4 separate regions of the Homo sapiens genome follow, and regions 1, 2 and 3 are each linked to region 4. A link is a loop called in an ENCODE intact Hi-C map of the cell type or tissue named here. Cell type or tissue: OCI-LY7. All regions are shown on one strand. Region 1 has its middle 360 kb from the start of ERVE-5. Region 2 has its middle 64 kb from the start of ERVE-5. Region 3 has its middle 140 kb from the start of ERVE-5. Region 4 has its middle 28 kb from the start of ERVE-5.

What was found. Hi-C counts contacts between places; a loop is a spot of excess contacts. Peaks named below come from ENCODE experiments on the same cell type or tissue, not always from the same donor. Only the 100,000 strongest peaks of a DNase experiment are listed, where the experiment ranks them.
Region 1: it touches region 4 in a loop (7-fold over the local background); 5 of 110 quality-filtered maps call a loop at or near these places.
Region 2: it touches region 4 in a loop (5-fold over the local background); 2 of 110 quality-filtered maps call a loop at or near these places.
Region 3: it touches region 4 in a loop (13-fold over the local background); 56 of 110 quality-filtered maps call a loop at or near these places.

What each region holds. Positions count from the first base shown.
Region 1 is chr19:28,237,954-28,245,953 of GRCh38, forward strand. No RefSeq gene overlaps it. Among named protein-coding and RNA genes, the nearest start is that of ERVE-5, 360 kb to the right of the region's middle. In OCI-LY7, CTCF peaks have their summits at 1,551 (motif pointing right), 1,752, 4,561 (motif pointing right) and 4,765; a DNase peak (open chromatin) is centred at 4,558.
Region 2 is chr19:28,538,737-28,546,736 of GRCh38, forward strand. It overlaps the pseudogene LOC100420587. Among named protein-coding and RNA genes, the nearest start is that of ERVE-5, 64 kb to the right of the region's middle. RefSeq lists a silencer at 6,661-6,867. In OCI-LY7, a CTCF peak has its summit at 6,839; DNase peaks (open chromatin) are centred at 4,345 and 4,735; H3K4me3 peaks cover 800 bases; H3K27ac peaks cover 1,990 bases.
Region 3 is chr19:28,462,553-28,470,552 of GRCh38, forward strand. It overlaps the pseudogene LOC100420587. Among named protein-coding and RNA genes, the nearest start is that of ERVE-5, 140 kb to the right of the region's middle. In OCI-LY7, CTCF peaks have their summits at 3,750 (motif pointing right) and 3,959; DNase peaks (open chromatin) are centred at 3,769 and 6,389; H3K27ac peaks cover 441 bases.
Region 4 is chr19:28,630,805-28,638,804 of GRCh38, forward strand. It overlaps the pseudogene LOC100420587. Among named protein-coding and RNA genes, the nearest start is that of ERVE-5, 28 kb to the left of the region's middle. RefSeq lists a silencer at 2,878-3,172. In OCI-LY7, CTCF peaks have their summits at 3,126 (motif pointing left) and 3,366; DNase peaks (open chromatin) are centred at 1,297, 1,737, 2,057, 3,097 and 1 weaker place; H3K4me3 peaks cover 1,894 bases; H3K27ac peaks cover 3,085 bases.

The DNA of each region.
Region 1 (8,000 bases), 390 kb before region 4:
GTGGAAGGGGCTGTTTCCAAGCACCTATGATGTTGAAACAGCAAAGTTATAACCGGTCAGAAATTGCACCTTTCTAAAAAGAAATTATGACAATTAGCCCACATAAAAACATTATTTCCTTCAACATAGGCTTGAAATTCAAAACCACTATACTATAATAATTTTTCATTTTCATGGGTGCAATAATTATTGCACTAGAGATAATGGGGCCCATACTAGAAAGCAGAAACAATTGCCCTGGTTTAAGAGCTTATTAATGAACAATACAGCCATAGTCAATTAAGGCACAGGAAGGAAACATGGCTGCTGGTGACTGGTGGGTTGGTTGCTAGATTTAATTTTTGTTATTGGGTCAGTAAAGGCAGGAAGAAAATACTTCTCAAGTGGGAGGGAAGGAAATTACAAATTTGATGAAAATAAATCACCTTTTGAGCTTTTGAGTCTTTCCAATTGAGGCTTGGTTAATGTAGGTGACAGCACTTTCTGCCTGTGACTTGGCACAGGGTTATTGGGAGCCATTTGTAACACTCCCATTCTGTCTGTAAAAAGACATTTTAATTGAAAAATCATTTGCCCATAAAATTATTATCATCAATTTACAGTCCACCAAAGGGCTGCATTATGACCATAAAACAATTTGTAGTGGATTCATTTTACTCACTAAATCACTTTACATTATACTGTGAACAGAATGATTAAAGCAAGTTAGCATTTTGTTGGCAAAGTAATTACATTATTATGCATTTCACCCACAGAGATACTTCTACTACTGAGTCCATTTGTCTTGTTGACAGAATATCTATATGCATTGGACAGAATGCATTTTCTTTAGTTGATGCAATTAATTTTATTCACCAGACACTTTTAAACCTAAGCTAAAATGTTTTTGTCACAGAAATAGATTTGATTGGGGAACAAAATTAATCTTGCCTACATGATTTGTGCTCAGAAAGTTTCTTCCAATAACTGTGCAAATTTGCAAACAAGTAAACAGGGAGAAAATAATAAGCAAGAGCAAAACAAAAGCCTCAAAAAGCAATTCTCCTCCTGGGTCTGTTTTTTAAAGTCCTCTATGTACCCAGGCAGGATAAAAATCCAAAGACACCTTGAACAGGTGGAGCAGGAGATGGTGGTGAAAAGAGAGGGGCTTCTCCAACCTGAACAATTTGGCTGGGAAAATAGTGAGCACAGATTAATCTTTTAAAAAGACCCCACACAATTGCTTGAGAAGCGCCTCAGCTAGTGTCTTTTTGTCACCAACTTTGTATCCTAGCGGTAGAAATGACTTTGGACTTTCCTGGGGCCGGTGCCAGGCTCTGAGTGTAGTCAGGCTTGTGAGGCAGAAGTGAAGATCTCAGGCACCCCAACTGTGTCCCATACAAGATGCCTAAATGGGTTGTCTAAAACCAAACACGAGAAGCAGAAAATGGCTTGTCTTGCACAGTGGGCATTGGGCCCACCTGTTTGCCGCTGGAAGTCCCAGGCTTCGAACCGCAGTCCCCTCCTTGCAAGAGGCCCAGGACCTCAGCCACCACCAGAGGGCAGGAAACCACATCTCACTCTCCCTGAAGCCCCCACAGCACAGGGCTTGGCATGCGCAGGTCATTCTGGAAAGACTTCCAGATTCATTCCCTCATTCTTCAACTCCTATTTTCTGAGCACCTACTCTGTGTCCTAAAAAGTTCAGCAGTGAGCAGAACCCTGCTCTGAGCAGGCTGACCACCTGCTGGAGAAGTCAGACAGGTGAAGAGGAAATTAAGACACAGACAGTATGGGGAGGAGGTTCCTTATGGTGTGGGAACAGTTCTGTATCTTGATTGTGGTGATGTCTATACAAATCTCCATACAGGTGACAAAATTTCCTAGAACTGTGCACAAAAACATGCACACACACAAAAAAATGAGTCCATGTAAAAACTGGTGAAATCTGAGTAGACCAGGTCAATTGTTTGAGTCCAGGAGTTTGAGGCAGCAATGAGTTGTGATTGTGCAACTACACTCCGGTCTGGGCCACAGAGCAAGACCCTGTCTCTAAAATTAAAAACAAATTCCAAAGTGTAAACAAAAACTGAACAAATCAGCAACTTATTTGTCCATCGTAGTCTAGTAGTTAAGCACATTGTGCCAATGCCAAGTTCCTGATTTTCATAATGCACTACAGTTATATAAAATATTGCCATAGGTGGAGGCTGGGAGATGGGTATAACTCTGCACTTGTTTTGCAACTGCTCTGATCTATAACTATTTCCTAATAAATGGTTTAAAGAAACACTGATGTGCAAAGCACTGATGGAAAACGCAGGAGGCTGCAGAAGTCCAAAGAAACGCTGGATTCTTGGGGGCAGCAGGGAAGGTTTCCTGGAAAAACTCATATCTTCCCAAAGGCAACCCAGTTAAGTGCCCAGAAGGGTCAGCAGGAGGGGAAAAGTGAAGCTGGGAGTGACAGGCAGCAGAAATGGAGGTAACTGTAGCACAGACCCAGTCCCAAGACATTCAGATTCAAATTGTATTTAAATGCTGGAGAGTTTTGGCTAAGCTGAAATTTAAAAGAGATTTAGGACCCCTAAAGGGGAAGATTGGCTGAGAGGAAAAATAATCCTTCAGGTCTGAGGAGTGTTGGAAGGACACGCTGGAGGCCCCTCCTTTGTAGTCACGTGGCTAGCAGGCACCTGCAAGCTGAAACGTGTGGGCTGGAGGGACTGCGGCAGTGACATGTCTCCGCAGACCTGGCTGCCATTCCTGGTTCACTGGCTACACCCAGCTCCATGGCACCCATGTCTCTGCACATTTTCCCCATAGAACACATGTACCTTATTCTCCCAGGATTCTGCCAGGTAGCTCTGGGCTTCATCAAGACAACTGCCACCTGCTGCCACACACTCCCGCACATCACAATGGTGAAATATGGGGCCCACAGGCAAGGTGGAGGGATGAGTAGTTTGGCTGGAGAGGCTTTATTCCATCAAGCCCCTACTGTTATCCATCCATCTAAATCATACAACTCAGGTTATCAACACTCCATGAAACAACCACTCCAAACTTCCTGCTCCAGGAGTTTTTATTATGAAGACCATCCAAGCCTAAGCAACAAGCAAAACCCTGTTTCTACAAAAAAAAGAAAATAAATTGAAAAATTTTTCTGGCATGATGGCACGTGCCTACAGTCATGACTACTTGGGAGACTGAGATAGGAGAATTGCTTGAGCTCAGTAGTTCAAGGCTGCAATGACTTGTGATTGTGCAACTGCACTTCAGTCTGGGCAACAGAGAAGAACACTGTCTCTAAAAATAATAAATAAATAAAAGTCCAAGTGTAAACAAAAACTGAACAAATCAGCAACTTATTTGTACATTGTAAAAACATCACAGCTGAGCACTTATAAGTTCCACTGGGAAAGAGACACAGGGTCTGCAGCCCCAGATACAATAAGAAAAGTGACTGCTGTCTGACACTGAGCTTTATACAGATTCCCGTGGAGTGCACACAGCAACCCTGTGGAGGCTGATGCTGTATCATCATCATGCACATTTTATAGATCAGTGCATGCACAAAAAGGTTAGATAACTTGCCCAAGGGTGTGCAGTCAGTATGTGCTGGGACCATGACCCAAATGCAGGGTGTTCCGTTTTCTCTTCCACTCAAGCACCAGCTCCTCCACTGTTTCCATGAGCATCTCCACTCACCTTGCACAAGATTGACGCCTTTCCAGCTCCCCAGACTGGAGCTAAGGAAGCTTGGAGTAGCTAAGGACCATTCCCTGCAACACCTCCAGACACACCTCCTGACCTTTATGATACACCTGGAAGACAGGTGCATCCCCTGAAATCCCTTGGACCAAGGACAAGATCCTTCAGTAGCCCTTGGTCTTTCTTGAGATACAGGGAAGCTTTGTAAGATTCCCATTAATGAAATATTTAGGTGATACTTCTCTCACTTCAGAAAACAAATGAGAAAAGGAGTTTTGCTTACAGTACATTAAGTTACTTTAAATTACTGGAAGCCATTTGTAGATAACTTCCTGGAAAATTTGAATATGGATAAGGATATGTTACTCATCAGCCTGACACTTTCATAAAATACCCTCCAAATAGAACAGCAGCAAGGAAAGGAGCATATGTTTTCATCTCCAATATGGGCATTCTATGAAATGTAAGCACTGTATCATTACTGATCCCTGAAAAACTGGGTCATAATGAGTCTTGAACTTAGAAAGTCAAAAATTAGGTTCTAAAAAAAAGTATGCTCCTCTCACCCTATCTCTATCACTGAAAATTAAAAAGATAAATTTCAAAAGCCAAAACACATGACCCAAACTCTTGAGCATTCTGTGAGTCTAATTAGATGTGCTGTTGTCTTGATTTTTGTGGAAATAAAAGCAGCCATCACAGAAAGAATTGAACGGTTATATTATTTGTGAAAGTAGATTTATATAAAGTTAGTGATTAAGGCTTTGTGACATAAAGTCATCTGGTCAATGCATTCAAAGGCCCAGTCAATCACCCACAAGTTGAACAGATGAGACAACAATGGCAAAGACTTTCTTCAAAAGTCACCGCTAGAGGGGGCTCTAGAGACATCCACCCTGGCTACCCATCAGCATCATCTGGGGTGCATGTTAAAAACAAGATGCCTGAGAGCCATCCTCCAAAATTCTGGTTCAGTCACCTTAGGGCGTAACCAAGGAACTGGCATTTTCGTGAAGCACCCAACTCATGCATGTGCAGACATCCCTGAGCCTGCGAACTACTCCCCTATATAGCTAGTCAGTCTACAAAGAGGAAGCTACACTGGAACACCCGCCATAGAGCTGTTTGCCCAAGGCCTATCTTATCCGGGGACAGACTCCTTGATGGCTAACCCTGTCCTAACACACCCTGTCCACTCCATCTATTTTAAATTATTACTGTTTTTGAGTCTATCATTATTAAAGGATTTAAGTTTTTATATTATTTTAGTACTTTGCATTTGAATGATCTTTTCTACAGCCTCTCATCTTTAAAAAGAGATAAAAATACTGCCTATGTTGTAATCTGTAAATAAGAATGAGTGAGGTAGCCCAGGTGGAGTTTTGCACAGGCTTGGGACATAATGTGTGTTTAATAAATGTTGGCTATTACGGTGTCATTCTTGCCTGTGACCCATCATGTATAAGGAGGAATGAATTGTCATCATTGCAGTGGAATACATTTTGGCTGCCTAGGTTAGATAAATTGTTTAACTGTGTGCAATGTCCAGAGATTATAATTTCTGCTATATGGAGGGCTGCTGGGAACCAGAGGGTATGATTGATTCGAACTTTATTTCAGAGACTTTGGTTCCAAGTTCCAATCCTCAACCCTCCTGGCCACCCACAAAGAGTCAAGAAAATATCCAAGCATATTTCCAACATTTATTGGAAACATTTATTTTAAATATATTTATAATAGCCAAAAATTGGAAACAATCCAAATGTTCATCAGCAAGAGAATAAATTTCGTATATTTATACAATGGAATATGACACAGAAATTAAAAATAATAAACTGCTAAGAAACACAATAACATGGATAAATCACACAGACATTGTTCTCACAGCTGAACACAGTAAGCCAGGTTCAAAAGACTACATAATGTATGAGGGTATAATTCAGGACAGTGGCTACTTCTGGGAGATGTTAACTGGGAAGAGGCAAAAGGAACTCTTCTGGGGAGCTGGAAATGCTTTATGTCTTGTCTGGTTGATGATTTTAGACGTAAAAATTAATTGAGCTGTACATTTAAAATTAGTGCACTTTACAAAGTTTGCTGCATGCATTATACCTTAATTAAAAATTTTTTAAAGCATAAGATGCATCTTAATGCTAGTTTCAAGTGAGATTTCTCACCCTTTTAAACTCATCTGTGTGTGAACACAGCTTCTCTTTTACTTGCGGGTGGCCCCAAGTGGATGGTGGGAACAATGCAGAATAAGAAAACTTTTTCTCGTCTTGTCCCTCAATTTCTTATTCTCTCTTCTCTCAGTATTTCTAGCTTCTTTTAAAGCACCAAATGATTATTCTGTGATCGTTAATCAGATCGCCCCACTGCCTGATTTATCTGACAAAACAGTTATTTCTAAACACCTAAACTCAATCTATCCCTTTCCGATGCTAGCCCATTACTCCTCCTCTCCGCACCACTGTCCTGCATACAAGATAAATCGCTCTCAGCTCAGGGCTGAATGCAGTTTCCATCTAGAAGCCAATTAGGGAATTGCATTTGTTTAGTCTCCCAACAACCCAGATCAATGGCAGACCCTTTGATGACTTGTGAAATAACCCAAGTAATGGGCTTGACAATGTTGCCTCAGGAAAGATTTTCAGCTGAAGTTGAGAGAAGCAGTAAAAGTCTCCTTTTATTCACCACCAAGCTCTATCCCTCTTGACTTTATTCAAACCTTGCTTCATCTTAGGCTTTTCTGGAAGAGATATTCTGGGTTTCACTCTTAAAATCTGCCAGCTAAAACAGAGGGAAGGCCCACCTGATTAGCTGCCTCTATAATGGATTTCATTAATTCGCTCACTTAATCGTTCACTAAAAAATCACCTATAGAGCACCCGTTATGCTCAGCAGACAGCAGAAAACAAAACCGAGTCTCTGACCTCATGGAACATATATTCTAGCTGGAGAGACATAAAATAAATGAGGTAATTTTACAGAATAACAAATTACATGAGTAAATAAAATGAGAAAGTATGAACAAGAATGCCCAGGAAAGTAGAGACACTTTATATAGGACTGCCAGAGAAGCCCTCTTTGAGGATGCAACACTTGCGCAGAGACCTGAATAATGAGACACAGTCAGTTATGCACATGCTGGGAAAATCATCCCAAGCAAAAGAATAATCACTTTCAGGGGTCCAAACTCTCTGTGTGAGTTCTAGAAACAGAGGGAAGGGGAAACCATAAAGCAAACCCTAACTTTGTCCTACCGCCTGGTCTCTCTACAAGGACTGCCTCCTCCTTTGCTATTCAGCAGGGGCCCTTCCTAGTGCCATGGCACTGGCTCTTTCTGAAAAAATGCCAACGAAAATATCGGCAACCACCATGATTCATTTTCCAAAGTACTGTTGGGGTAACCCAACTCCCTTGTTCCAACTGAGGCTGAACTGAGATTCCTGAAGCTCTGGGAGACCAACAGCAAGACTCCAATTAGGCCTGACCATGTTCAACATAAAAAGAGCTGTCCCTGGGAAGAAGGTGCTGATGGAGACAAGCTCCAAGGCTGCAGCAAAGACAGCAGTGCAGATCGATAAACACAGCACAAATTAGGATTTCATTTTCAATTCTTTTGTCAAGACTAATTGCATGCTCACTTCGAGTAAGATGCCCTTTCTGTTCAGAAGCATTACTGTCCAGGAGAAGGTAACACGCTGGGGCTTCGAATTGGCATTTCACATAATGAGGATTTCGCAGTTCAAACAATCACTAGATATTTTATTCTGGAAATCGAAGCTGTTAGTCAACTAAAAGTCCTCATCCTGAGCTGTGAACATGGGCAGACATTAAGCAAGCATTCGGTGACATCACTCATTCCATTTCTGTCTTTTCTTCCCAGTTCTCAGGCACCACAGATGATAACAGCCACTGGATCCCTCAAGCACATGGAAATTCCCAGAACTTCACAGATGCTCACAGATGCATCCCATGATCTTGACCTTTGAGTAATGGGATAAGCAGGTACAAAGGAGACAGAAGGGCCAGGCTGGGTGCTTAGAGAATTCCAGGAAGAGAAAGAGGCACTAGAAGTCATGGCAGGCAGCATAGAGCAGTGGGTAAGTGTACAGACCTGAGGACCAGATTCGATTTCCACCGCTCAAGAGCCACTTGGCCTTACTTAAGTCACATTGTATCTCTAAGTCAGCTTCCTGATCTGTGAATAAGCCAGACACAGAAAGAAACATACTGCTTGATCTCACTTATATTATGGAATTTCAAGAAGTCAAACTCACAGAAACAAAGAGCAGACAGTGGTTACCAGG
Region 2 (8,000 bases), 92 kb before region 4:
TCATCTGACAAAGGGCTAATATCCAGAATCTACAATGAACTCAAACAAATTTACAAGAAAAAAACAAACAACCCCATCAAAAAGTGGGCGAAGGATATGAACAGACACTTCTCAAAAGAAGACATTTATGCAGCCAAAAAACACAAGAACAAATGCTCATCATCACTGGCCATCAGAGAAATGCAAATCAAAACCACAATGAGATACCACCATCTCACACCAGTTAGAATGGCGATCATTAAAAAGTCAGGAAACAACAGGTGCTGGAGAGGATGTGGAGAAATAGGAACACTTTTACACTGTTGGTGGGACTGTAAACTAGTTCAGCCATTGTGGAAGTCAGTGTGGCGATTCCTCAGGGATCTAGAACTAGAAATACCATTTGACCCAGCCATCCCATTACTGGGTATATACCCAAAGGATTATAAATCATGCTGCTATAAAGACACATGCACACGTATGTTTATACAGGCACTATTCACAATAGCAAAGACTTGGAACCAACTTAAATGTCCAACAACGATAGACTGGATTAAGAAAATGTGGCACATATACACCATGGAATACTATGCAGCCATAAAAATGATGAGTTCATGTCCTTTGTAGGGACATGGATGAAACTGGAAATCGTCATTCTCAGGAAACTATCGCAAGGACAAAAAACCAAACGCCGTGTGTTCTCACTCATAGGTGGGAATTGAACAATGAGAACACATGGACACAAGAAGGGGAACATCACACACTGGGGACTGTTGTGGGGTGGGGGGAGGGGGGAGGGATAGCATTAGGAGATATACCTAATGCTAAATGACCAGTTAATGGGTGCAGTACACCAACATGGCACATGTATACATATGTAACAAACCTGCACGTTGTGCACATGTACCCTAAAACTTAAAGTATAATAATAATAATAACAAAAAGAGTAATCTATAGAGCAATGAACATTACAGATTGTGTGCTGAATCAGGAAAGAGTTTGCTTTGGACTATAGTTAAAAAAGTCTTAAGCAAAATATTAGAAAATAAAATCTAGTGATATTTTAAAAAGTATAATGACCAACTATGATTACTCCAGAAATACAAGATTGGTTTAACATTTAAAAATCAACCAATGTCAAAATTCAACACATTTTTAAAAAGCTTTCAGAAAACTGGGACTAGAATGCAACTTTCTTAACCTTATAAAGAGTATCTGAGAAAAACCTACAGCTAAGTCATTTTTAAAGGTGAAACATTAAATACTGCCCCTTTAAGAATAAAAAAGTCAAGATATCCACTCTCATTATTCTTATTCAACATTGTCTTGAAAATCCTATCTACTTCAGTAAGGCAAATAAATAAAACAAAAATGCATAAAAATTGAAAAGAACAAAGTAAAACTGTTTTTATTCATAGACTTGATTGTTTCCATAGAAAATTTAAATAATCTACACAAATATTTAGCATGATCACATGATACAAGGTCGATATAAAAAATGTATTTCTGTGTACTAGCAGCAAACAATTAAACATTTCATTTATAAAATTTATAAAATGAACACTTCATTTATAAAAATTTCATTTATAATAACATCATAAAATATAAATATATGAGAGTAAATTTAACAAAAGACATGCAAGACCACTGAAAACGGAAAACATTGATGAGAGAAAGTAAGAAAAATTTAAAGAGATATGAAATAGTCATTGATTAGAAGACTCAATATTTTATTTTTTTTATTTTTTTGAGATGGAGTCTTGCTCTGTTGCTCAGGTTGGAGTGCAGTGGCATGATCTCCACTCACTGCAACCTCCGCCTCCCAGGTTCAAGCAATTCTCCTGCCTCAGCCTCTGGAGTAGCTAGGATTACAGGTGCGCACCACCATGCTGGGCTAATTTTTCTATTTTTAGTAGAGATGGTGTTTCACCATGTTGGCCAGATTGGTCTCAAACTCCCGACCTCAGGTGATCCGTCTGCATCGGCCTCCCAAAGTGCTGGGATTACAGGCTTGAGCCACCACGCCCAGCCAGAAGACTCAATATTATGAATATGTCAGTTTCCTATAAATTGATCTATATAGTTCATACAATACAAATCAGAATTTCAATAAGAACTTTAATAGAAATTACAAGTTAGGCCTAAAATTTATATCGAAATAAAAATAACCGACAATCATCAGAACAACTTTTAATGAGGAGGAAAAAATTGGAGAAGTCTCACTAACTGATTTCAACATTTACCATAAAACATATAGTAAATAAGACAATGTGATACTGGCATAAGAATAGACAAATAGATAACAGAAAAGAGGAGGGAATCCAGAAGGAGTTCTACACATGTTTGATTCATTCGGTTTTCAACAAGCTGCCAAGGTAATTCAATAGGCAGGGAGTTGATGGCAGCCCTCCTTGGAGACCACCGACCACAGCTCTTCTGCAGTGAGCAGAGTGGGAGACACCCTGGTCTTGGAGGCCAGTGCACAAGCCCCTGGGGCTGCTTCCACTTGAGAAGAGGAGACCAGTTCTAGGCCTTAGGGAGAAAAGCTCTCTCTGCCTTGCCTACTTCTCTGCCTTGCTTTTCTCTGAAACAGTATGTCTCCATCTTTGAGTGGTTACTGGGCCTGAGTCCATAAAGAGGGAAAAGACAGGCTCAGGCTACATTTGGTAATAGAAGCCCTCCCAGCAGTCCTGCCTCGATCACCAGAGGATGACTTTCGGGTTGGGGCCTAATGCTACTACAGAACTCACATTTGGTGTATCTTCCAAGCTCCCAAGAACCCAAAGCTTCCAAGAACACAAAGCAGGGGCTGTGCTGGAGCAGGGTTCTAGCATTAGGAGGTCCTAGGTCTCAGCTAGATGCTACTAGGACCTCAACATATCTGGGCTTCTGAAAATGGATGTGTTTGCAGGGACCGTTTCTGTTCTGCAAGGTGGTTTGATGGGGTGAGATGGAATATGGCTGCACTGCGTTGGCAGGGGAAAGCAAAGGGAAGCCTGGCTTTCCTCCTCCTGACCCAGAGCAAAGGCTAGGGGCTGGGCCACCTCAAACACTGTGTGCATAGCAGCCTCCCTGGATCTCAGCTAGGGGTATTCTGCACCCCCCAGGGGACTCTGGCAATGTGCACAGATCGTTCTAATTGTTACAACCGGGAGAATGCTACTGCATCTAGTGGATAGGGGCCAGGGACACTGCTTAACATCCTCTAGTACACAGCATGGTTCCTCACAACAAAGAATTGTTCAGTTCAAAATGCCAGTAGTGCTGAGGTGGAAATGTGCCCTGAATAACCTTCAATTTCCCCTTTTGGAAAATGTGATACATGTATGCGACAGAATACTAGTCAGACATAAAAAAGAATGAAATAATATCTTTTGCAGCTACTTGGATGGAAATGGGGGTTATTATCCTGAGTAACTCAGGAATACAAAACCAAACCAAATCCTGCATGTCCTCACTTATAAGCGGGAGCTAAGCTATGGGTACACAAAGGCAGATGGGTATGATGGACATGGGAGACTCAGAAGGGGGAGGGTGGGAGAGGTCAGAGATAAAAACTACCTATGGGGTATGCTACATTATTTGGGTGACAGTGCACTAAAAGAACACACTTTACTGCTATACAATTTATCCATGTAACCATAAAACACCTGTACCCCTAAAAGCTATTGAAATAAAATTTAAAAAAGAAAAATGTTTTAAAAATTCCCCTTTTGCCCTTACATAGCTACAGGGAAGCTACTTAGAAGCGGAGGAAAGGACCCTACATTAGAAGTGTGTTTACACGTTTAGCTAAATGACCAGGAAGGCTCATGAAGGCAGCCTGATTACTACTTCATCTCAATGCAAGGCTCTTTTGCTTGTTTCCATTTTACTATTCCCTCGGTCTTTGAACGTTGTTTCTGCTCTCCCATGACAGGCAGCACACGATTGCAGTAGGTTTTCATCTTTGTTTATTACCATTTCCCCTACACCCTCACCGATTTCCCTCCCCTATTAAAAGATCTGGTTCTCTATGAGAAGCACAAGCCAGGCTAGGGCTGCATTAATAATTGATTTTCTACTTCTCTCTCAGCAAGCTATGGTGTTTGACTTTGAGGAGTGGCTTTTTATAAAGCCACAGTGTCCTTCCAGCACAATTTTGAGTTGCAATGATCTTTGGTAGGTGATTTCTTTTTTCTCTTATTGTTTAGCTATTAGCAGAGTAATAATGATCATAACATTTTCATCCTTTCAGATCTCGTACAGGGGATGACACCTGTGAAAGGGCCTTGAGCTTCTCTGATGACATCTTTGTAATTTTTTTGAGCTCCACCACAGCAGCTCCAGCTGCTCATTAACCCGCCACTGGTAATGAGGTTTCACTGATGCCTCTGGGGAGTCTGATTTGTCAGGGGGCAGCAAACTGTGGCCTGGACGACATGAGCTACGCCCCGTCCTTCCCCTGATGTGACAATGCTGACATTTTCATGGCTGAGATGGCTTGCGGCTCTCTCCCCAAGCCTGCACTGGATTCTTGTCACTCACCTGCATCATTCCAAACCATGCCCCATGCCCAGCACTGATTAAACACATTAGGCTACATTCATTCCTGAGAATACCATACAGACATTAGATATGACAAAGCATATCTACACTAGTAAGGCAGTAAAATAACCAAGGTCTATGAAGTGCAACAGAAAATTGCCTAACAACATGCACAGATGATCTCACTGAACCATATTACCTACCATTCATATATTACCACAGGCACAGAGAGCACCTGGAGAAACACAGTAGCAACTGCTCACAGTGACTACCCCGGGGTTGGGAAGGAAGGGGGGAAAGTTACAAGGAACTTTCCTCTTCTGGGTTTTGTGGGGTTTTTTTGTTTTTTGCTTTTTTTTTTTTTTTTTGAGATGGAGGTTTTCTTTGAGATGGTGCAACCTCGGCTCACTGCAACCTCTGCTTCCTGGGTTCAAGTGATTCTTCTCCCTCAGCCTCCCAAGTAGCTGGGATTACAGGCGCCCACCACCATGCCCAGCTAATTTTCTGTATTTTTAGTACAGACGGCGTTTTACCATGTTGGCCAGGCTGGTCTTGAACTCCTGACCTCAGTTGATCCACCCGCGTGAGCCTCCCAAAGTGCTGGGATGACAGGCGGGAACCACTGCACCCGGCCTTCTACTGGGTTTTGTAATGAGCATGTTTGTGGTGGAAATGTGTCAACTGCCTGTCCAGAGACAGTTGTGGTGGCTCACGCCTGTAATCCCAGTAACTTGGGAGGGTGAGGTGAGAGATCGTTTGAGCTCAGGAGTTTGAGACCAGCCTGAGCAATGTAGTAAGACACTGTCTCTACAGCTAAAAGAATAAATGAGTACATAAATAAAGAAATAAGCTGAATTCTGAGGAGGCTTTTACTCTCCATAAGACCACCTGAAGTCAACCCTAGCCCTCAAGCTGTTCAGCTACAGCAGCCAATACTTTCTGTTCCCTGAATCCACTTTGGCTGGGATTTCTTTCATTGGTGGTCACTGGTTTCACTAGGATTCCTTATATCCTGTTTCTTTGTTCCAGGCTCAGAACAAGGAGCACCTCCTCCTGGAAGCTTTTCCCCAAGGATCACTCCTAACGACTATGCCTATGCCCCTCAATTTGGCCCCACAAGATGAGCGGCTTCATGTTAGCCTCAGTTTCATTCACACAGATATGGTTTGTCTGGAAGAAACCAAATCTTTAAGGATAAGAGGTAATAATTAGCATAACAGAGAACATCTATTAGAAGCTTCCTAAGGGTCAAGCAATGAACTAAATGTTTTACATGGATAATTTTATTTCATTTTTATAACATCCTTAGGAGGTAGATATCATTAGTTTCCTTGTCTGTAAATAAGATAGTAAGTCCGAGAGATGGTAAATGGCACAATTACCTTTTTTATCGTGCTGCTCAGCAATGACCATTCCTTTCAGAAGGACCACCATGCCCCTCCTCTGTAAGCTGTTGCTGGAACTGACTGCCCCACAAGTTTAGAGGCAGAGCTTACAACCCTAGCCTGGCCAATCAATGACCCCCTTCCCCCAGTGACATATGATTGGCTCAGGTGGACATAGAATTGAAGTCAGTCCATTCAGAGTGGATCTCAGAACATTGCTAGAAAGGCTAGATTTGTGCCCAGAAGTAAATGCTGCAAAAAAAAAAAAAAATGCTAATGGCCATTTTGCATTTTGCATGACAAATGTCAGGAATTGGACAGTTCTTTAAGAAGCAAAGTCATCAAATGGAGAGAGATTCCATTCTGTCATACCATTTGAGCCATGGATCAAGCTATATCTTAAACCACATCTAGCCCTAAACTGTTCAGTTGCCTGAGACCCTCTGATAGGCACCAGCCCCCTTGGAGGCCTTTCTTTTATTTGACCTTTTGTGGATGGAAGCTGGGATGGGGGTGGGCAGGAGCCCAGTGACTATGTAAGCACAGGACTGGCTATAGAAATGGAATGAAATAGCCCTAAAGGATTCTTTATGAAGATTATGGAAGAGAAGTATATAAAAGAATTAGGAAGCAGAACAACAAAACCGTAAACAAAGATAGAAATACAGCTGGGCGCGGTGGCTCACACCTGTAATCCCAACACTTTGGGAGGCCGAGGCGGGCGGATCATGAGGTCAGGAGATCGAGACAAGCCTGGCCAACATGGTGAAACCCCGTCTCTACTAAAATACAAAAATAAAATAAAATAAAATCAAAATAAGCCAGGCGTGGTGGCGCCACCTGTAGTCTCAGCTACTCAGGAGGCTGAGGCAGGGGAATCACTTGAACCCGGGAGGTGGAGGCTGCAGTGAGCTGAGATCGTGCCACTGCACTCCAGCCTGGCAACAGAGCGAGATCAGTCTAAAAAAAAAAAAGATAGAAAAACAATCCTCCCCATGGACCTTAAACACAGGCCACATGCTCATGCTTCACACACATGACTGTGTGCACACACATATCACACAGTTCTCACTCTATCCCTCCTCCCTCCCTTCTCCCCTCTCTTTGTTTGAAAGTACCCAAAGGCCTTCTAACCATTTCCTTCATTTCACACGCAGATGATTTTATAATCTCATCTAAAAACTGTTGATATGAAACATAACAACAGAAATACAAACAGTGAATCTTGATGAGGTGAAAACAAGGTGAGAACAATAAAATAGCCAAACTGGAGAAGACTTTGATTCCAGCACAAACCCTTGATGCAGAAGATCTTACAGCCTTCAGTTAAATAACCTGTGTGGTTCTGAGGACACAGAGTACCATGAGGACGTGGACAATGATCTAGCCAGTCTGTGAAGGGCTCAGCTGTCACCCACCCAGAGACGCCATTAAGAGACCTGCTTTCAGGCGGCTGCAGGGAGCTCTGGACTGGGCTCCAGCCTGTGCCCCAACAGGCTTTAGCCACGCAAACTTAAACACACCTTAGAGCGTGTCTACAAAGGAAACCTGAGGTGACTGTTCATATAATTCTCTCCTGGAAGATGAACACGCTCCAAGCACACTGACCTGAATCACCCCCAGGCCCCTTTCACCTCATTAGGCCTTGAAGGAAACTGCAATCCTCAGCTGCTCCCACCTCACAGAAGCCTGTTACAGGGACTGGTACAAAAACAGAGAAGCGGCTTGGTCCGGAGAGCTCCTCTGCACAGGGCTGATAAAGGGAATCCAGGAGGCCACACATGACCTTTCCCCCAGGTCCTGCAACAAGAATAGTTTTTGAATCTGATCGTTGCAGCCAAAGTCAGGACACAGCAGAACAGCATCCCTCCCTTCCCACTCCCTGGCTTTGCTATGAGCTACAATATCGCACCTTTCCAAAGAAAAGGATATTGGTCATCCAGGGGAAGAAAAATGGAAATCTCAAGGAAAGTATTTCTCCAGAATTATCATTTCCTCTCTATCTAGTAAGCATCTTCTGTCCTGCACGCACGTGTACCAGCGGCCACGCTCTTCTCCTCAACACATATTCTCTTGGCTTCTGGGCCCTGTGCTCTTCCTTCCAGCTCT
Region 3 (8,000 bases), 170 kb before region 4:
GGGGACTGGGCAGAGTAACAAGGGAAAGAGAGATGAAAGATGGGGTGGGAAGGCATAGGGAATGAGTAGGGGCTTTCCTTGGGGTCCAAAGACCCCACCAAGGGGTCCACAAATAGAATTCGGTGAGTCTGTGAAGGTGGATAAAAAGTGATTCTTTCTGTTTTTTTTTTGTTTTGTTTTGTTTTTTTGTTTTGAGACAGAGTCTCTCTCTGTTGCCCAGGCTGGAGTGCAGTGGCGTGATCTCGGCTCACTACAAGCTCCGCCTCCCGGATTCATGCCATTCTCCTGCCTCAGCCTCCTGAGTAGCTGGGACTACAGGCATCTGCCTCCACGCCTGGCTAATTTTTTTGTATTTTTAGTAGAGACGGGGTTTCACCATGTGAGCCAGGATGGTCTCAATCTCCTGACCTTGTGATCTGCCCGCCTCGGCCTTCCAAAGTGCTGGGATTACTGTGCCTGGCCAAAAGTTATTCTTTTGTGTTCACCAACCTCGAGCTGAAATTGAGCATGTCCCTAATAGTATTATTAGTACCTGGGACCTTGTCATCAATATAAGCCATAGAGGCCTCCATTTCACAGCACGGTTTTTGCAGATATCATGCTGTGTCATTTATACTGATCACAACGTTGGAATTATGATGCTTATCAGACCTGCTGCTATAATGTATTACTAGAAAAGCAAATCTGTTATTATATTACATTTTAATGTTAATAAGTATATTTCAATATAATTGATTTTGTTAATTCTGTGTATTTTACTACATGCATTTAAAAAATTGTTCAGAAACGGGGTCCACTGGCTTTGCCCAAAGGCATCTATGGTACAACAGAACTAAGGACCCCCAGCTAAAGCTCCCTGGAGGAGCTTGCAGTCTGGAGGAGAAGGCAATCTGGGGCCAGAATGAGCTGAACTATGAATGGGGCAGTGCCAGGGGCTCTGGAAGACCAAGGAGGCAATCCTTGCGCCACCTGGGATGGGTGTCAGTCATGTCCACAACGATGGTTAGAGGCATCTTCTCAGAGTGCATCCCACCCTGCCACCAGCCAAAGGCAGGCACAGCACAGGGAAGGCCACCAAGTCAGGCCCTGCCCAGCTGCTGTGACCTGGTCTGCTTCACCCCAGGAGGGGTGAGAGCAGCCTTCCCCAACCCTCTGCATCCCATCACCATGGAGACCAGGGCGCAGTCTAGCCAGAGGGAAGACAGTACTCTGTCCTTGTTATTTACTTACTCATATTCTCCCTCCTTCTCTTGTTCATTTACTCTCTCTCTCCTCTCTCATTCCCACTTTCTCTCCTCTTTGATTTTTTTCTCTGCCTCTTTTCCCCCTCTCTCTTCCCCTCGCCAACTTCCTCTCATCTCTATTCACTTCTGTGTTTTTCCTCTGCATTTATTCCACAATCCTTCACTTCTAACCTGCCACAGAGCCCCGAAGCATGAGGAACTGGGTGGGAACCCACAAATCTGATAGTCAAGGCTTCTCTCTGCCCTATTTTTAAGGTGGGAAAACAGGCCCGGAGAGTGGAGAACCACACCCTGTCTCTAGATGTGCCTAGCACATCCTAGTCCTAGCCCTGTGCTTTGGCCCCTGTGCCTGGAGAGGGTCTCAGCATGGCACGGGCCTCAAAGGCAGAGCTGGAAGGGCCTTGGCTTGCCTCCTCCTGGCAGCCCTCAGCAGTGTCTATGGGGTGGGGGGGTAAGCACCCTCTTCCTCATGCAGAATCCCTGCCTTGCCCACAGTAGAGCTGGTTCCCAAGCAGAAGAGCAGCAAACTGAATCCAAAGGCAGGGACCTTTGGAAGGCATTCTCTCCTCAGTGGAAATGAGCCTCTCTCTCTGCTCCACCTGCCTCCCCAGCACCTGCCCTGGGAAATAGAACCCCATCATCAGGGGAATGACAAAGAAGGAATGACGGGGTCCCTTGCCAACCTGCTGAGCTTGGCAAGGACCTCACAGCCTCTTCTTCCAGAAAAGACAATGACAGCAGGGAGGGGGAATGAGGTGACACTAATTCCTGTGGAGCCTGCCTGGGATGGGGAGGGCCAGGGCTGGGGGGTGACTTCCCAGGGTGAAGCTGGTGCCCCCAGCCCGACCCTCCCTCCCTCCTCTGTGCTTCTGAAGCGTTTTGCGCACTGGCTCGTCAGCACTGCAGCACTATCTGGTAGCTGCCAATTTACTTTATTATGACTTGTTGGAGCACGAGGCCTGGGAAAGCCCAGGCACTTGGTAAATTTCAGTTGAGGAAAGTGAAACTCAGTGAGCTTTAACACAAATATAAATGACTGTTGAAACATTTCTAAAGTTACAGAGTGAAGGGAGAAAGTGGCATAATTCATATCACACACCAAAGCATATGTCTAAACTGCTTTCTTTCCCTCCCAAGTCAGGAGAGGAGCAACGAAACGGGCAAATGGAATGTCAAAGTGTCTCCCCATTCGTGGCTGCCGGAAGGTGGCTGAGCATGATGGGCCAATCTTCATGAGATCACATAAGTGAGTCTCTGGCCAGGCCAGAGGGAAGTAACAGCCAAGAGCCCTGATGAATTAAAAAAATATATATATATATATATAAATATATAAATATAAATATATATAAATATAAATATATATATATATATATATATGAAGATTTGAATGGGGGCCCAAAGAGAAGGGGCCCTAACATGGGAGAGTGGAGGAACAGTGGGAGGGTTGAGGGGCCACCAAGCAGGAGCACTGGGGCTGCACAAAGACCTCTTCCAGCACTCCTCATGATGGGATCCCCCTGTCTCTCCAAAGCCCTCAGAGAAAGCGTATTTTGGGGTGAGCCACTGTCCATGGGAAGCAGGCGAAAGCCCACAGAGCACGTGTCTGAGCTGTGGCTGGAGTCAGAGGTGGGGCTGAGAGGATGCAGGGCAGGCACAGGAGGTGCTGGACAAGAATGTGTAAGTTATGAGTCAAAATGACTGGAACACTCTCCTGGCTCACTGCACCACCTCCTCCACTGCTCATGGGTTGAATGAGATGGGATCCCCCAGGAGAGGCCAGAGCCCCTGGGGCCCAGGTGCAGCTGAGGGGAAGGGGGCATCCAGCAGGCTTCCCTGACCAGCTGTCCATCTAGGCCCCTGGCCCTGCTGGCAGAGCTGGCTGCAGCCTGATGCCAGACTGGGTGAGGACATTATGCTAAGTGAGGTAAGTCAGGCACAGGAAATACTGCATGATCTCATTGAGATGTGGAGTCGACTGAGGTGTGGAGTCTGAAAAAGAAGAAGAAGAAGAGGAGGAGGAGGAAGAAGAGGAGGAAGAAAAAAAGAAGAGGAAGAAGTAGTAGAAGAAGAAGAACAAGAAGGAGAAGGAGAGAAGAAGGAAGAAGGAAGAAACAAGAATGAAGGAAGAAGGAAGAAACAGAATAGAAGAAAAGTGGCTCCCAGGGGTAGGGAAGGCAAGGAAATGGTGGGGAGATGTAGGTTAAAGAGTGCAAACTTGCAGTTATGTAGGATGAATAAGTCTGGGGATCTAATGTACAGCAAGAGGACTACACTTACTAATATTGTAGAGTATATTGAAAATTTACTGAAAGAGTTGATTTTAGGTGCTGTTAGTGTGTACACACTCAAGGAAACTATAGAAGGAGATGGATATGTTAAATTGGTCATCTGTAAATAATCACTTCACTATAAATATGTATATCAAAACATCTTGTTGTGCATCTTAAATTTACACAATTGAAAAAAAAAAAAGGCTGCCAGACCAAGACTCAGGGCCACTGCATTCCACCAGGGGGTGCTGTTTGACATCTGCCAACACCTTTCACAGCCTCCTCCGCCAAATATTTCAGAAACCAATTTCCAATAAAGCAAACACCCTACTCACCTGGCTGCAGAGTTGGAAAATATCTTGTTTCGTTGCAAATGAGTTTTACCATCTCCTCAGAGCTCTGAACTTAGCCATCATGCACAGTCTCTTAGTTGGGTCAGTGTCCCGGGATGGAATTTCCTGACCTTGTCACCGGTTCTTGGATCCACACCTTAGAGCAATTCATTACTGTTGGAACTGCCTGCATCTGGTTCTGGCCTCTCCTCTCAATTAAGGGAGAAACAAGACAGGAGGGAGGGCTGCAGGAAGCTGCTGTGCTGTGAGAAGCAGGTGCCCTTGGATGGCTTCTGCAAACTCCCCAGGTCCCAGTTTTCTCATTGGTGAAGAAACCAGAATGGGCAGACCAATAGCCTTACAGGCTTGCTCAGTGGCTATCCTGACAAAACAAAAGACCAAAACACAGGTTAGGAGGTGTTACCTAAAATGTACAGGAGGCCATTGATTTGGGCGGAGTTCCTGGCTGTGCATCTGGCCTGCGGTCACCCAGTACTCCGGGCTCTGACACACAGGCGGCAGCTCCTCCCTATGAAAGTGCCACCCAGGTTGGACATGTTTTTAAAAGCTGATCGTTAATGAGCTGGAAAGGAAAGGAATAGAAGCCATTATGATCACTCTAAGAAAGCATCTCTGATTCATGGATCATTTACTATTGATTATTGAAACCAATGCCATCGTGCACGCCCTGTGGCTGGTTTTAAAACCTCTATATCGTGGAGTTTGGGATTTATTTGGAAGCACTATAATAAGCAGCACATGACAATTACTTCCCTCAGTATTCCCTGTAATCAAGATAAATTATCCTGCTATTGATGTAAATGGGATATGAAAATCTATAGAGTCCTCCTGAGGAGAATAAACCCTACATTATGCTCACCTCATTTAACAGCAAAACCATTTTGGGGTCAATCAAAAATACATTCCCCCAAACTTTTATTGCCATCCATCCTTAGTCACCTCCAGAAACAATTAGCAAACAATACCAGTGAGGAAGCACTCAGCCTAGGGGCGCCTGTACTGCTGTTATTATATTCGCCTTATAGAGCCTCCATGTCCACAGACCTAGGGCATCCTTTGACACTCACAGGTGTCTTATCATAAATGTATTTACATAGGACACATATGTATTTAAAATTTGTTTTCCCCATTGCTAAACAACCTCTTATGAAAATTCAAAGTACGATTAATTATATATGAATTTTTTTATAAACAACAAATGGCCAGGCACAGTGGCTCACACCTCTAATCCCAGCACTTTGAGAGGCTGAGGCAGGTGGATCACCTGAGGTCAGGAGTTTGAGACCAGCCTGGCCAACATGGTGAAACCTCGTCTCTACTAAAAATACAAAGATTAACCAGGCATGATGGCTCATGCCTGTAGTCCCAGCTACTTGGGAGGCTGAGGCAGGAAGAATCGCTTGAACCTGGGAGGTGGAGGATGCAGTGAGATGAGGTTGTGCTATTGCACTCCAGCCTGGGTGACAGAGAGAGACTCCATCTCAAAAAAATAAAAATAAAAATATATAAACTCAATTTGCATTACTTCTCCTTCTCTGATTTTTGTCTCTTCTTTTCCATCAAGTGCTTGCCTTTTGAGCCAGCTTTCTGTGGCTGCTTTTCTTCTGCCAGAAAAGGTGCTGCCCTGAGCAGCTCTGTACTCTCTCTTTCTTTGATTTTCTCTGTTTTTCCTGTCCCTGAAACCCCATACTTTATTCATTCAGTGGGGATGCCACAGCCTTCTTTCCTAGGAATTCCTTTCAGTGCAGAACGCTTCTGGCAGTCTCAACTTCTTTTACGCACCTAACCTCTCTTTCTGAATTTGTTATTTAATATATTGTCCTTTTATTCAGCATCTTTACTATAAAACCTTCTTCTTTATAGCAAGACAAGCATAAAATCCTCTCTAAGCCATGTCTTTTCAAGCTATTTTATCTCAGTCTTAATTCTCCTAATCTCACCTGTTTAAATGAGGAGAGAGAAAAAGGAAGAGGAGGAGGAGGAAGATGAAGAGAAGGAGGGGAGAAGGAGGGGAGAAGGAGGAGAAAGACTCACAGTGACAATGATTTGACTATCACTGGATGTTAGGATTATGAGTGATTTATTTTACGGTCTTTATTTTTTCAGCATTTTGCAGACTGTCTGCAATGAACATGTACACTTTATTCCAGTTGCCCTAAAAAGCTGAGCCTACGACAAAAGCTTACAGGCTAAAGCTTTGTTGGAGGTGCAATCCCAAAGAAAGAAGCAGGAATGAGGAAGAAAGAGGGGCAGAGAAAAAGCAAAAACAAATACTGAGCAGTGCAATTCCAAGCCGGTCACAGTCTCACAACAAAACATAGCTGACTGCTCAGTCACTTAGGACCTCACCAGAGAGGCCACAAGGAGCTGTGAGCCACAGTCAGCCAAGGAGGGTCAGGAGGCACTGGCTGTCTCAGCCTCTCCTGGGCAAAGTCTGCACTGACTCCCCACACTGGCAGACCACGTGGCTCCACAGGAAAAGCCGGGCTGCAGGGGACCTGACCCAGCCATGCCCAGGTGCACCGTTCCTCCTGTCACTTAGCACCACACGTGGGGGCTCTTGGTCTGCAGAGCTGGTGGCAGCAGCGGAGGCAGTCAGGGCTCCTGGAACACAGACAGCTGAGCTATTGCTAGAGCTGCTCTGGCTGGAGGCAAGGCAAGTCTGCTGATCAAATGCTTTTATAGCTAAGAAAATAAGAATAGCTTGTTTTAAAATATTAGATTCCATTATAAAGTCTTGATCCTTTTAGCCTCAGCTTGCTGTAGGCTCATTCAAACCTTTTTATATCCCAGATCTACACTGGACACAGTCCTTTAAGACAGAGTCATAAACCACAAAGCCCACGGGGCCAGGCCAGGAACACGCACAGGAAAGTGAGCTGAGTGGAGGCTGCGGAAGTGCCGGCTGGGTGGAGGCGGAGCGCACACACCTCTAAGTCACGACTGCCTGGCTTCGGCCCACGGCTGTTACACCTTTTGACTTTGTTCCAAAATATTTTAAAATTGAAATTCACGACTTCTCTAAACGTGAGAAATCTCATTTTTCACTGTTGACAAGTGGACTTTTTTTCCCCAATATTTTGAGCTAAACAAAACATGTCAGCTCTCCACAGACAGTTTTTATTTGTCCACAAGCTTGTGACGTCTGCTAATAAAAAGACTATGGAAAACACTTCATTTTCCCAACCTCTGCATTGCCTCACATGATAGCTCATGTTTTCATGAAGGTTCCATGTGTAAGACACTGAGTGTTACACATGGAGTTCCTCATGTCGTTTTGGAGCAGCACTGTTACATAGGTAATATTATTAGTCCCATTTTATAGATGAGAAAACTGAGCCTCTGGAAGCTTAAGCATCTTGCTCAAGATCATTCGGATGGTGCATCGCTGGTGTGGACTTTGCACACCTTCAGGGGCCAGGCCTCCGTTGACTTTTCCACTGAAGATGTGCCCACACGTGTTAACCTCTCTGAAACTCACAACCCTGTCTAATTGCAGGCTGCTTGGCTATCACTATTCCGCCGATAAGGAACTTGAGACTCAGGGATGTAAAGTGACCCTCCAGAGGTTCCAAGCGTAAGAGGGGAGGCAGAATTCAAAGGCAGGCATGTGTGACTCCAGGCCCAGGAAGCCCCAGCCTGGGGATCCCCAGCCTGCTGAATTCACAGAGCTTCAGAGCGGTCCTGGGTGCTGGAGGCAGAACAGATGGAGATGGGCCCAGTACTCATGCTGGAGAAAGTCCTCTGGACACAACTTGCCAGTCTCATGCAGGTTTCCCTGGGGCACTCACTAAAAACAAGATTGGTTCTTCTGACATACCCTGAAGGTAGCCACTGCCAGGCAGCCTTCCCCAACTTATTTCCCCAGTGGCTTCATTTCCCAGCTTCCACACCCACCACTAACAGCCTTCCCCTCTGAGAACTAGACTCACTGAAAGCGCGGACTGCGTTTTAAGTGGCTGTGACTCCCCAGGGCTCATTTTACCTAACAAAGGAAGAGATAATCTGTGACACTGTGATATAATAAGAAATAGACATATATACATATATTTTTTAACCCCATGCCTCTTGCTTCTGGCACAGAGCTCTTAAGACCTTTGTAATTTCCTGAGCCATTGACTATCTAACACAGA
Region 4 (8,000 bases):
ACTTGAGCCTGGGAGGTCAAGACTGCAGTGAGCCAGGATTGTGCCACTGCAGTGCAGCCTGGTTGACAGAACAAGACCCTGTCTCACATATGTAAACACATGGATATATGTCTCAACATAAAACAAACAAAAATCGGCAAAGGACCCAATAGACATAAAAATGGCCAACAGGTATATGAAAAAATGTTCAACATCACTAGTCATCGGGAAAATGAAAATTAAAACCACAGTGAGACACTACCTCACACTTGTTAGAATCGCTATTATCAAAAAGACAAAAAATTAGTATTGGCGAGAATGCCGAGAAAAAGGAATCCCTGTACTTTGTTGGCAGAAATGTAAATTAATACAGCCACTTTGTAAAACAGTAGTGACATTCCTAAAAAAAATAAGAATAGAACTACCATAGGATCCAGTTGTCTCACTTCCAAGTATTGTGAAAGTTGATTATAAAAATTGGGTCATTCTACTGAATGAAAACAGAGTTGAGAAGCCAGAGGGGGAAAACACTCAGGGTACATAACACCGCTCCAAGAATATAATTATTTGCAAGCCTGGCTGTGAAATTGCCTGTAGTAACCTGAAGCCAGTTTTATCTAATAGCTACTGACACAACCTGCTGCAAATCTAGGACTAGTTTTACCATCACCACCACTCACCAATCAGAGCTTTCTTGCTCCCCAGAACTTTACAAGTGCCACGAACTTTCTTGAAAAACAAATACATAACATTTCTCCTTGTTATAAAACTTCCGACCTTCTCTTTGTTCTTTGGATACACCAAAGACCACCCAGTCTGTGTATATCTTCCCAATTGCAATTTTTCCTAAACAAAACATGTTCATGTCAGAGATTCATCTCTATAGTTTATTTGACTTCAACAGTATATATCAAAAGGAAATGAAATTGGTATGTCAATAAAACATGTGCACTCTCATGTTCTTTGCAGCAGTATTCACAATAATCATGATATGGCATCAATCTAAGTGTCCATCAGTGGATGAGTGGATAGAGCACATGTGAGATTGAGATATATATATATATATACACACACACACACACACACACATATATATATACACACACATATATATACACACACACACATACATTTATGTATAATGGAATACTATTCAGCTTTTAAAAAAGGATAATTCTGTCACTTGTGAGAACATGGATGAACCTAGAGGAAGTTACGTTAAGTGAGATAAGCCAGGCACAGAAAGACAACTACCATGCGATTTCACTCAAATGAGGAATCAAAAAAGTTGTTGAGGTTTTAGTTCAAAATGGCTGACTAGAAGCAGCAAGCCCATGCCTCTCTCACAGACAGGAACCACAATGGCAAGTAAATCCTCACACTTCACATAGATCATCTTAAGAGAGCATGCTCGGATTCACCAGAGAACCAATGGGACCCAAGGAAAGCAGGGAACAGTGGAGCCAGGCAGCCTGCGGAGCTGGGACGGTGTGGAGTGAAGAGAGGCTCTTACTCCAAGGAAGGGGTGAATGAGGTGAGAGGCTCCGGGACCCACCTCTCCATCACAGACTTTTACAATCCTAGCCACAGGAGAGCCCCCATAATCCTCCTTAGGCCTCCAGCTGAACACAGAGCCACCCAGAAACTTTGCAGAGGCACCGCTCAAGCCCACCTGGAATCCCACAGTCAGCCTGGTGCCAGCTGCCATGCCAAGGAGGGAGGCGAGGCTCTTTGCACACCCCCAGGAGAGACAGCACAGCTGCTGTGCAGAGGAGCTGCCAGACCACACACCACACTACTCCCGGCCTCGGCTGCTTCCTGCGAAATGGGGCTTACCTGTTGCAGGCCCCCTGTACAGTTGACCCACCCCTGCAGAAACACTGGCCTTGGCTAGGTGTTTCTCTGAGACCCCGACTCCCAGGCCAGGGAGAGAGTGAGGAGGCCTGGGACCTCTGCATGACCCCAAGAACAAAATCCAGAACTGCTTCTGCAGGAGCAAAGTGTGAGTAGGTCATGTGCCCCCCAGGTGCCAATCTCCAGTGCCCTGAGGGGCCCTCCCTTCCCCCAGTGAAAGGCCACCTGGCTCCTGCCTGAGCATTTCCGCTGCAACCACAGCTCTTCTGAGAGCCCAGTCCCCACAGGCCTGTGCTGCCCTCAGGCTCCCACCACCTGGGCCTTCTGTCTGTCCCCTGCCTGAGGGTTCTATCAGCCTCTCAGGGACCAGCCAGCCCCTTCCCCATCACAGCCAGCTCCTGAAGTCTAGGGTGCCCCAACCCCAGTCCAGCCCCTTAACCCATTTATGCCTGAGGTTGCAATTTTTTAAATTTTTCCAATCAGACCTTGGCGATGATCTTGAGCAGTGGGATATAAATAAGTCCCACATGCTTAGTATTCCAGTAATGGAACACTAGGCATAAATGGGTTTTAAGGACCCATACTCTCTGTCCGGTAGGCCGTCTAAGGGCCTGAGAACTGGGGCGCTATGTAGACCAATCCAACAGTGCTGGCACCTAACCACTTTTCCCAGGGCCTGAGGTCAGGCCAGCCCAACCAGTTGACACCACCACAACTGATACCCATCCACAGGGGCTGAAAGGCAGAGTGTATCCCCTGGCCCTGACAATGCAACATCATTACCACATCAAAGGAAAGAGAGCCATACGCTGAAAAGGTTCTGCCCCAAAACCACTCCTGTGGAGAGTCTCAAGACAGGTGTGTTCCACAGCTCTCAACCCACTGTGGCTTGGATGTAGACAACAGTGAGGATCTGAACTGAGAGTCACGAGTTCCAGGACTGGTGTGATTGGGAATAGATCACTTTCCTGCCTATCTAGCGCATGGAGCTAGTGCAGCCCCTTCACCCGATGTAGAGACCTCAGCACATGTCACTGGGAGCTCCCAAAGCCATCTCCACAAGGCTTGGTGCCTATACTTGGCATTGGAGTATTTGTGGGCAAGCCAGGGGGTCCAGCTCTGCCCAGCTCTACCCACTCCCTGCTGAACAGAAAACTCAGGGCACCAGGCACTTCACTGTCCAGCCCATCACCAGAAGCAACAGAGAGCACCTCCCAGTAAACAAAGACCAAGTACCTACCCATCTGCTGTGCCACAAGCTGGCTCTTACCCGTCAGCGCCATCTACTGGCCTGCAGGTTGAACTGCACAGCCAAATATAAAGCCTGGCCAATGGAAGTGCGTGGGCTATAGAAGCAAAGCTTTAGCAACACAACGTACTCCACAGTCACTCCCTAGGGAAAGGGAGGGATGGAGAAAGAAAAAACAAATAAGAAAAAAAAAATCCCATCTGAACAAAAATAAATTCAAAAATAAGAGTGGTTTTCTGTGAGCAGCTGCTCCAGATGAGAAAGAATCAGCATAAGAATTCTGGCATCATGAAAAAATCTGAATGTTGTGACATGACTAAAGGATCATATTAGCTCTCTAGAAATATACCCTAACCAAAATGGAAACTGAGAACTGACAAAGAGTTCAAAGTATAAATTGCAAGGAAATTAAATGAGATTGAAGACAAGGTTGAAAACCAACACAAGAAACTATAAAAACAATCCAGGAAATGATGGGAAAGATAAATATATTTTAAAAAATGCAAAAGGACTTCTTGAAATAAAAAGCCTACTTAAGACATTTGAAAATATAGTTGAAAGCTTTAACAATGGATTACACCAGCAGAAGAAAGAATTTCAGAGCTTGAAGACTGATCATTGAAACTAATTTGTCAAAAGTAAAAATAATTTTGAAAACCAAAGCCAGAGAAACCATATTTCTCTGGTGAGAAATATGAATTATCTAAAGCAATAAAACCTATGACTTATTAGCATTCCTGAAAGAGAAAAAGTAAGCCACTGGAAAACATATTTGAAAATAACTCAAGAAAATTTTCTTAATTTTGCTGGAGAGTTGAACATCCAGATACAAAAAATTCAGAGAACATCTGTGGGATTCTATACAAGATGAACATCACCAAGGCATATGGTCTTCAGACTATGCTAAGTGAATGCTGAAGAAATAAAAAATATTAAAGGCAGCTACAGCAAAAACTCAAATCACCTAGAAAGGAAAATTGATCAAACACTGGACTTCTCAGCAGAAACCCTAGAAGCAAGAATAGATTGGAGGCCTATTTTTAGCCTCTTTAAATAAATGCAAACCAAGAATTTTACATTCTGCCATACTAAGCTTCATAAATGAAGAAGAAATAAAGTCTTCCCCAGACAAGCAAACACTAAGAGAATTTGTCACCACTAGACAGATCCTACAATACATGCTCAAAGGCGTTCTAAATATGGAAATGAAAGTACTATACTCACCATCAGAAAAAGATACCAAAGTACAAAGCTCACAGATCCTATAAAGCAATTACACAATTGAAACTCCAAAACAACTAGTTAATAACACAATGACAGGAGCAAAACCTCACATATCAACATTAACTTTCAATGTAAATGACCTAAATTGTACACTTAAAAGATACAGAGTGGCAAATTGGGTTATAAAAAAAATAAGATGCAACCATCTGCTGTCTAAAAAAGACCCACCTACTGGCTAAAGACACATTCAGACTCAAAGTAAAAGGGTAGAAAATGAGATCATGCAAATATCATGCAAACAGACACTAGAAACTCTTAAAAGGAAGGAGGGTGGAAGGGGAGTGAGGACTAAAATATTACCTGTTGGATACGGTGTTCAATATTTGGGTGATGGAAACACTAGAAGCCCAATTTCTATCATTATGCAGGCAATACCCTTGTAACAAACAAGCACATATACCACCAGTGTCAAAAATTAAAATTTTTTTAAATGAAATAAAATTTCAAACTCACAAAAGCAAAGAATGGTGTTTGCCAGGTACTGGGGATGGGGGAGCAAAATGAGATGTTGCTCAAAGTAAACAAAGTTTGGTAGACAGCATGAGTAAGTTCTGCAGATCTATTGCACCGAATGTACAATAATAATGTATACTTGGAAACTGCTAAGAGAATAGATCTTAAATGTTCTCACTGCAAAAAATGTGCTAGCTTGATTTAATATTTTCACAATGTATACTGTATCAAAACATCACATTGTACACTGTAAAGATATATAATTTTATTTGTCAATTATACCTTAATAAAATTGGCAGGGAGGGATGGGTGCAAGAAATAAAGGATATGAGCAAGAAATGAAAGGCATCTGTGCTGGGCTCGACTTTTCCAATGTATTCACTTGACACATCGGTGACAGTCTCATGTTCTGACTTTTCTGACACTGTAGTCTGGAAAAAACTATCCCCTATATGCAACACAGCCATTAAAACACACACACAGACACACATACACACACACACACACGCAGAGGAACTTAATACAGTAATATTCAATATCACCAACTTTGCCTGTTACCATGGTAACCAGCAGCATTAAGTCCTGCTGCTAAAATTTCAAGAGCAGATGACATGAACTATTTATGTATAATTGCATTTTATAAAGAGAAAGAACTTGTCTTTCATATAAAATATGACTCAGTCTCAGATGAGATGGGTGATTATATCACATTGCCGTCAGAACAAATGTAGCAAGTCCCTTGTCTCCACGCCCTCTACCCCAGTGCATGTTACTTCCATATGCAAGTGGAAAGCAAGATGGCAAACAAGGGTTAGCCTCCCACAGAAAGTGCCTGCCCTGATTTGAGCTGGCGTCACTGCAAAGACGCTCAGGGTTCAAGTATTCACTTCTCCAAATTGAGTTAAGGGGTTCTTTTTCATTTCTACTCTTACAAGCTTGTGCACCTGCTGTCTGTCCCCTGTGGTTGGCTTGTCTTGAGCCACAGCCACTTGTATAAGTCATCAGCATGGAGTGGACATAGACCAGGTCAAAAGCCTTCATCTTGTAGATAGAGATTGAGAGGGGTCATAACTAGATGTTTCTGGAGACAGGGTTGTGCTCAGTAGTGGCATCCATTCGCCAGCAATAGCACAGGCCTAAACTAGTTCAGCATTGGATCATGTTGATTTTTCCCTCATCCGGGGATTTTCTGCAGACATTCTAATGTCAATTTCGCAGACCATCATCCTTCCTGAGCCAAGCTATCAAGGAACAAAAAGAGTAGGTGTTACCTATGTGGTGACAGCTCCCACCCTTGAGCACTGAGCCTTGTTCCTGAGCATTGCAGCACTGTTCACAGCCAAGTGAACCGTCTTCAAGAAGCCTTCGTCACTCATGTGTTCAGGACCAGGAAAAAAGCTTATTCAATAACTAAGTAAGGTTATGTGATTATCTCTTTAATCATATCTTTAATAAGTTTTCTGGGAATGGTAGAGGTTTTAAATGAGAACGTATTCAACCAAATAACGTTGAGCTCCTTAAGGGAAGAAACAAATTCCATGTTTTATTCAAGGTGTGATTCCAATTCTGGGTACAGAGACCCCCACAAAAACGGCTCTGCTCTAATGTTTGTGGGATGGGTGGGAAGATGGACAACGCATGGATGAAAATTCCCAAACAGGAAAATATATCTTGAATGAAAGAATGAACGAAAATACTGGTTTTAGAAAGGAGGGACGGATGGAGAGATTATCAGGGCAGGGAAGATCCCGAAGGAAATGAGCAGGCTTTGCTGAAAGAGTTTCTTGGGCATGGGAAAGACCCAGATGGGGTTGGCCTGCCATTTACCCCTCTGCAGGAAATTCCTCCAGGCCACACCCCACCTTCTCTGATTTTCTCAGCTGCCGAACCTTGATTGAGCTGTGTTCCCTGTTACAATGCCAGAATTGAAAAAGAGAAAACAAATGAGAAAATAAATCACGATAATTTCCCCTGCCTTAACAAGACACTTGCATTCACGTACTGTGTGCCTAAGAAGGGCAGTTACCAGTGCAGTTCTGTAGTGAAAAGGTTTCTTGAGCCAGAGAAAGACCCAGAAATGGATCCTTGGTGGCCATCTGGACAAAGCCCTTAATCAGTCACCTATGATGCCCACTTGCTAGTCCTGCATCCAGGTTCATGGGAAGTCTGCAGCCATGACAGGCTCTGCCTGGGGTTGGCCCTCCACCAAAGAGCCTCCGGTCCCTGCCTCTTGGGGCACAGACCCCTACTGCCCCCAGCCTACTGACCTGCCCCAGGCCCCTGCAGTCTTTATCATCACCGCATCGTGCAGTTTGGGTGGCATCTGGTTCTAAAATGTTCCCAGGCTTCTGCCTTGCTTCTCAGGTGCACCAGTCTTTTCACACATGGGTGGGCTTCTCTGAAGCTGCTGCAGTTACTCCCAGTGGCCAAATCATTTCTTACTTCCCTTAATAAACAAGGCAACAGGGTTTTGATGAAAGAGTTTCTTCTTTGGAGGGCAGAACAGCTTCCTTGCCTTGATTAAAATGTTTGCCAGCTGTTTCTCATTCTGGTCTCAAGGTGGCTTAAATCTTCAGGAAAGTCAGACACTTCACTCACTGGTAATTATTTTTCCTTATTAAAAATCTATTTGCCTCCATGTGACCAACATGCTACTCTCCATCATGATGTTGAGCCATTCCCACCTCTTCCATCCATCTCCACTCCAATTTGGTTTTATCATCTGATCCCACCAGGTAAGAGAAAGCAATTAGCCCTCTGCCCTTGAAGTTTGACCCCGACAAGATTAATCCGGTTCCTCGGAGTGTCTGAGGACCTGGTGAAAACAAGCAGGGCCTTTTGTCAGGTCTCTCCTCACACCTGTGAAGGTCTCTGTTCATGACTATGGGGCATGACAGCATTCACAGCACAAAACACTTCATCAACATTCTAAGTATACCCTTGCAGCTCAAAATTGTCAGCACTTGAAGGTTTTCCTCTTCAGAGATGGTCTTATCACAACAGCACTGTGTGGTCATTCTCCTGAGTGCTGCTGCCCTGCAGATAGGTCCAAAGCCCAACTTGCAGAGTCACTTCTTCACGTTGCGGCCCAAGATGCACAGGACTTCTGAGGTGCTGAGGTTGAGGAAAGACCGGATACAAGAACACCTCAAGAATTTTGTACCCAGAGGGCAGAGCCCAG